2 separate regions of the Homo sapiens genome follow, and region 1 is linked to region 2. A link is a loop called in an ENCODE intact Hi-C map of the cell type or tissue named here. Cell type or tissue: HCT116. All regions are shown on one strand. Links, peaks and the distances in the headings refer to the core of each region. The heading gives the core; the rest is flanking DNA. Region 1 overlaps ENTHD1 (ENTH domain containing 1). Region 2 has its middle 2.1 kb from the start of RPS19BP1.

The links. Peaks named below come from ENCODE experiments on the same cell type or tissue, not always from the same donor. Only the 100,000 strongest peaks of a DNase experiment are listed, where the experiment ranks them.
Region 1: it touches region 2 in a loop (16-fold over the local background); 7 of 110 quality-filtered maps call a loop at or near these places.

The regions. Positions count from the first base shown.
Region 1 is chr22:39,806,843-39,809,755 of GRCh38, reverse strand. The region is part of intron 5 of ENTHD1 (ENTH domain containing 1); the gene reads left to right. Among named protein-coding and RNA genes, the nearest start is that of ENTHD1, 85 kb to the left of the region's middle. In HCT116, for the core only: a CTCF peak has its summit at 1,507 (motif pointing right); a DNase peak (open chromatin) is centred at 1,505; H3K27me3 peaks cover 1,065 bases.
Region 2 is chr22:39,533,363-39,536,275 of GRCh38, reverse strand. No RefSeq gene overlaps it. Among named protein-coding and RNA genes, the nearest start is that of RPS19BP1, 2.1 kb to the right of the region's middle. RefSeq lists silencers at 1,173-1,262, 1,323-1,372, 1,238-1,532. In HCT116, for the core only: a CTCF peak has its summit at 1,315 (motif pointing left); a DNase peak (open chromatin) is centred at 1,314; H3K4me3 peaks cover 743 bases; H3K27ac peaks cover 1,281 bases.

The sequences.
Region 1 (2,913 bases), core at 133-2,632, 270 kb before region 2:
CCATCCCTGTTATCCCTGGTCATCTCAGCCTACAGATGACAACCACTACAGAGCTCTTCAGAGATGCTGGTGCCCCATCAAAGTATGCTTTTTAAATGCCTTAGTGAACAGAGTGTCCTCCAAGGCAATTAAAAGGTGGCTGAGCAAATTGTATGTAATAGATCCATCCCGACAGTCCCATCTCATGGAGCTTTTAAGCTCCCTCTCCAGTGTGCCAGAGAAGTGCCCTTTTTCTGAGTCCTACACACATGGCACATTCTCACGCTCTCATTCTTTTCACATCCTGTTGAGATGTTACAGTCTCAGGGAGGCTTTCCTGGACATTTTATTCAAAATCAACACCTTCCCACTGCCAGTGGTGCTCCTCCCTCTTCTCTGCTCATTCACTCTATAGCACTTATCAGCATCTGACTTACTGTGTAACTATGTGTTTGTCTGATTTAGGAAGGAGTAGTGTGACCCAGGAGTCCCCAGACCACTCTCTGATATCCTAGTGAATCTGCCACTAGCACAGCACTGACTTTGGCCTGTGTTCTTTGGCTGCTTCTAGGTATATAGGCTGCTTTTCAAGCCATTGCATACAGTTTTTGTGTGTTGTTCATAAATTGGATGCATTTACAATGTCCTCCATTTTGGGGAAAGTTGCTGCCTGCCTTCACATTTCCTTAAAAGTGTCTTTATATCAATCATCAGAGCATTGCAAAGTGTGCCTCAAATTATAGAACTGACTGTAGAAATTCGAGAGGGTATCAACATAGTAACTGTGTATTATGTGGTTGACATTAAGACATCCAATTAAAACCTTTTTAAACTTAATTCCCCCCTCTTTTTTACTTTAAAAATATGGGAAAGCATGATTCATGCATGAAAAACAGATAAATGAGACTACTAAAGGCTTTCATTGATAAGAATGAATAAATAAAACAAAGCCACACTTGCAGTAGAAGTCAATTAAAAGACCAGAAGGGTGGTAAGTACATTTAAACATGCCATTCTTTATCTGCAGTGGCCAACTTTTTTCATTATTGTGATAATTAAAAGAATATTAAGAGACACTGACTTTTGAACTATTTATGAATTTTAGGTCAAGAAGCCATCCAACCTAAACTTTTTCCCATTACTAATGAGTGTATGTATTATAACAATGTCATACAACCCCTTTGACAGTTCAAATTAGGAGAACGAAGACTAATCTAAACTGAGAGATTCTTGATTAAAATGACCATGACCTCTCAAGTGTGGAAGTTCCAAGTTGACTTTTTATTAGAATGAAACAGCTGTATGTTTCTTTCAAAGGGTAAGTTATTCATCCCACAGAAATTTACTAAATGCCTACTGTGTACTAAGCACTGTGCTAACTGCTAGGTAGTCAATGGTGAACAAGTTCCTGCCTTTATGCAGCTTCCAGTCTAGTGGCTTAACAGACCTAATCAAACAAATGAGGTATCAGGATAGGGAGAGGACACGAACATGTACAGGAGGGCACCTAACCCTGCCTTAGGACAGCAGGGGGCGCTTTCTGGAGAAAGTGATGTCCAAGCTGGAATGAGAGGGATGGGTGATGATAGTAGCAGTAGCCAACACTCATGTTGTGTGTGCTGGGTGTACTTTTAAATGGTCGAGCTCATTTAATCTTCATAACAATCTTATGAGACAGATGAAGAAAGTCCACAAAGAGATTTTTAAAAATTTGCCCTCAGTCACAGAACTAGGAAGTGGCAAAGTCAGCATTTAGACCAAGCTGCTGGTGTAACCCCAGAGCCTACGCTGATGTGTTTCAAACCTTTTGACTGTGACCCACAGTCAGAAATGCCTTTTATGTCATGACCCAGTATATATATACACACACACACACACACACACACACGTACGTATATATATATACACACACACACCCCTAAAACAAGAGTTTCACAGTTTCACAAAACAATGTTTATTGACAGTGTACTCTGATCTATCTTAGTCATTTTACTTTTTAAAAAAATTTAGATGTGACCCACAAAATTTATTTCACTACCCACTAATTGGTCACAACCCACATTTTGAAAAACAGTTCACTGCACTATTTTGCCTACTACGCAGAATGAGCCAAACCAAGTGAGGAGAGAAGAGAATCTCAGGCAGCATGAACAATGTGAGAGGCTGGGGTGGGAGGAACAGGAGGAGTGGGCAAGAGAGACTTGGCCAGTTGGGAGAATGGAAGGAAGTTTAGCAGAGCCTCAGGATGAGGTGGATGGCAGGAGAGGCCTTGAAGAGGTGAGCAAGGTCTTATATGTAAAGGTGACCATATTGCTTCCCGGCCTTTGGGCTAAGATCAGGTGTAGAAGAGGTGGCCATATGTTTATTGTTCAGTCAGGCCACTTTAGAGAGTGAAAGTGAAAAATTATGCCAGGGTAACAGATGTAAACCTGGAGCTTCCCTGGCAAAGTGGCACGTAGGATAAGCCATGTTGAGGAGTTTTTATTGCGTCTGAAAAACAATGGGGAGCCTTTGATGTGTTTTAAGCAAGGACATGATACAGCCAGATCCTTGCTGTAGGAAGATGACTGTGAATGCATTGTAAAGAAAGGACTGGAGGTGAGCAAGTTAGGGAAGCAATCAGGGGTCAAAACAGAATTAGAGACTTAGGACATTCCTAAAATGAAGCTCTGATCAGTCACAATTCTGAGAAGCTCCCTTAGGATAAAGTTCTAACAACTTAGTGTGGCAGGTAAGCTCCTTCCCACATTGGCCTGTGCTCACCCCTGCAGCCTCACCTTTAACCTCCTTTCTTCCCCCAGCCTCTGATGTTCCAGCTTGGTACACTGAACTGCTTCCCCCAAACACCATATTCTCTCATGCTTTGCATACTTCTCAGCAGGGAAAACCCTCCCCTTGCCTCCGTCCTCCATTCCTATTCATTTGTCTGAATCT
Region 2 (2,913 bases), core at 96-2,595:
CACAGCTAGTAAGTGGAAAAGCCAGGATGTACAGCCTGGCTCTGGAGCAAGTGCTCCCTTCATACCACAGGAGCCAGGAGCTCCGGGCGCCTCCCGCCTCGGCCCTGTATGGAGGACTGGACAATACTCTCTAAAGCCCCCAAAACCTCGGAAGAGGAAATGGGCTAGGGGAGGGAGGGCGGCTTGCCTGTGGACACACAGCTGTGTGAGCCGAGGCCTTGTGGAAACCGGGGCATCTGTGCCAGCCCCAGACCACCAGGACACCCTCTCCAGAACTGCTCACCTCCCAGAGACCCTACGGTCCCCTCTCCAGGGGGCCACTGGTCCCTGGGGGCCACACACATACTCTTGCTTAGGACCCGGAGACCTGGGCTTGAGTCCTGACTCTGTTCTTGAAGGGCTGCACAGCCCTGCAGAAAGCCACCTGCCTCTCAGCCTCCCAGGCCCAGGGTAGTTAAGCTGTTTCACGGAGCCTGGGAGGAGACATAGGGCATGGGGGCCGAAGGGCCCTTTATGGCGATGGTTCCTCTGTGTGGCCAAAAGCCTCAGTGCGGGGATCAGGGGCAGGCAGGGACCCAGTGTGGAAACAGGCTCAGAGCAGTGAAGCCGCTCATCCAGGGTCATGCCAGGTGGGGAACTAGCCTGGGAGACCTCATGACCCGCCCTCCCACAGGGAGACAGGAAGCAGCTGCCCAACCCCCCTCCCCCTCCCCCAGCTTGACCCATCAGGGCCAACGTCAAGACTGGCAGGTCGCAGGTGCCCAAATGCGGGCTGTGGGGTGATCTGCTTGGGCCCAACAGTGGCTGCCCCTGCCCATCCCGTCTTGCCCAGAGGGAGCAGGTAGCATGGCAGCGCTGTAGCACCCTCTACACGCAGTCCCTGGGCGCAGACCCACCCAGGCCCGGCCCACACGGCACGGTATTGATCCACCGGTTCTCACACCTCTCCTAGAAGGGGGATGCTGCCCTGCCAAGCCCCATCCAACCAATGAGGAAACTGAGGCACTCTTTGTTAAGGGATTGCTGGGGTCACACAGCTCCCAGCTGTCATTTGCACACTTTTCAGGAAGGGACCTCGCCCCCCGCCCTGGGCAGCCCAGCCTGGTGGCTCTGCCTCAGCTTCCCCAGCCACTCCTCCAGGCCAGGGTGAGAGTGGGAGGGGGTGCGGGACAGCAGGAAGCCGGGGCCACACGGTGCTGGCTGCAAGGAGCCAGCCGAGGCAGAAGGACGTCCGGACCCCCACCCCCACCTAGCCCGGGTGGGCGCAGCTGAGGCCTTGGAGTCTCGCCGCGTGAGAAAGCTGTCCTGCGGCGCCACCTATTGGCAGAAATGCGCCCGGCCCCGCGGATGTGCTGATAACTCCGCGGGAGGCTGGGGCAGCGCCTGGCCTGCCGTCCCGCCCGTGCCCGGCTGGGCTGCGGACGCTGCAGGGGTCCACCTGGCACGTTGGCAGAAAACTCCTCCACCCGGGGGACCGTGGGCTGATTCAGCCTAGATCGGGAGGAGGACAGAGCTTGGTCCTTTGCCCTCCTGAGAGGCTGACTCGCTGCACATCCCACGACCTCCTGGGCCTCAACCCAGCGGCTCACTGGCGTCCCAAACTCAGCTCTCATCCACTCATTTCGTGCGTTTCTGAACTCTTACCGTATGCCAAGCACTGTTCCAGGCGCTAGGGATATAACAATGAACAAAACAAAGATCCCTGCCTTGCGGAGCTTACAGTGGGGTATGGGCGGGGAAACAGACAATACGCAATACACATAATAAGTAAGACAACAATCCGGCTATGTTAGAAGCAGGAAGGAGGCATATGTCTGAACAGTCACTGGGTTCCAGGCCCCACACTCCCCTTAGGACAAAATCATGGAGTCTGAGGCCTTTGCGACCCTCCAGCCCAGCATGGCATCCTGAAGGGCCACTCGTGTGTCACAGGGGATAGGTCCTCGCTACAGCGGTCTCCGCCTAGAACAATCCCCGCTGCCCATACATGGTCAGCTCCTCCTCACCCTCCAGGGGCCTACCTGACCCCATGGCTTGACAGGCCCCACCCAGCACCACAGCACTGCTCTCCCTGGTGGCTGGGACAGGAGCGCCCCCACAAATCCTGCGGCCAGGCTGCCAGTCTTAACTCCCACCCCTGACTCCACCCGTGTGACCTTCGCCTCTCTGTGTTTGTTTCCTCGTCTGTAAAATGCAAAAGACAATTCCTACCTGGAAGGGTAGGGGGGATAAACAAGTTAACAAATGTAAAGCACGTAGAACAGCACAAATGCTTGAGTTTGTGTTGGTTGTTATTATTACTCTCTAGCCGATGGAGCTTAAACGGTGTGGTCTATCCCGGAGGACGAACTCCAGGTCCCACACTCTGTGGTGTCAAGTACACAGAAGGCCCTCAGAACCCGGCTGAGTGAACCCAGTGGTCCCTTCTGATTCACCGTTCACTTATTGCGTGTCTTCTCCATGCCAGGTGCTGGGCTGCCAGCTGCAGATGGAGCAGCGAACAAGCCCAGGGCTCCTCCCCCAGGTAAGCAGTGTCACTTCTAGGCCAGAGGGGCTCAAATGTTTTGGTCTAAGAAGCTTCTTACATTTAAAACTTCAGAATCCCCTCACTCCTGTAATCCCAGCACTTTGGGAGGCTGAGGTGGGCGGATCACTTGAGGTCCGGAGTTCAAGACCAGCCTGGCCAACATGGCAAAACCCCGTCTCTACTAAAAATTTTTTAAAAAGAAAATTAGCCGGCCGTGGTGGCGGGCGTCTGTAATCTCAGTTACTCGGGAGGCTAAGGCAAAAGAATCGCTTGAACCCGGGAGGCGGAAGTTGCAGTGAGCCGAGATCGCTGCACTCCAGCCTGGGCGACAGAGCGAGATTCCGTCTCAAAAAAAAAATTAATTTAATTAAATAAAATAAATTTTA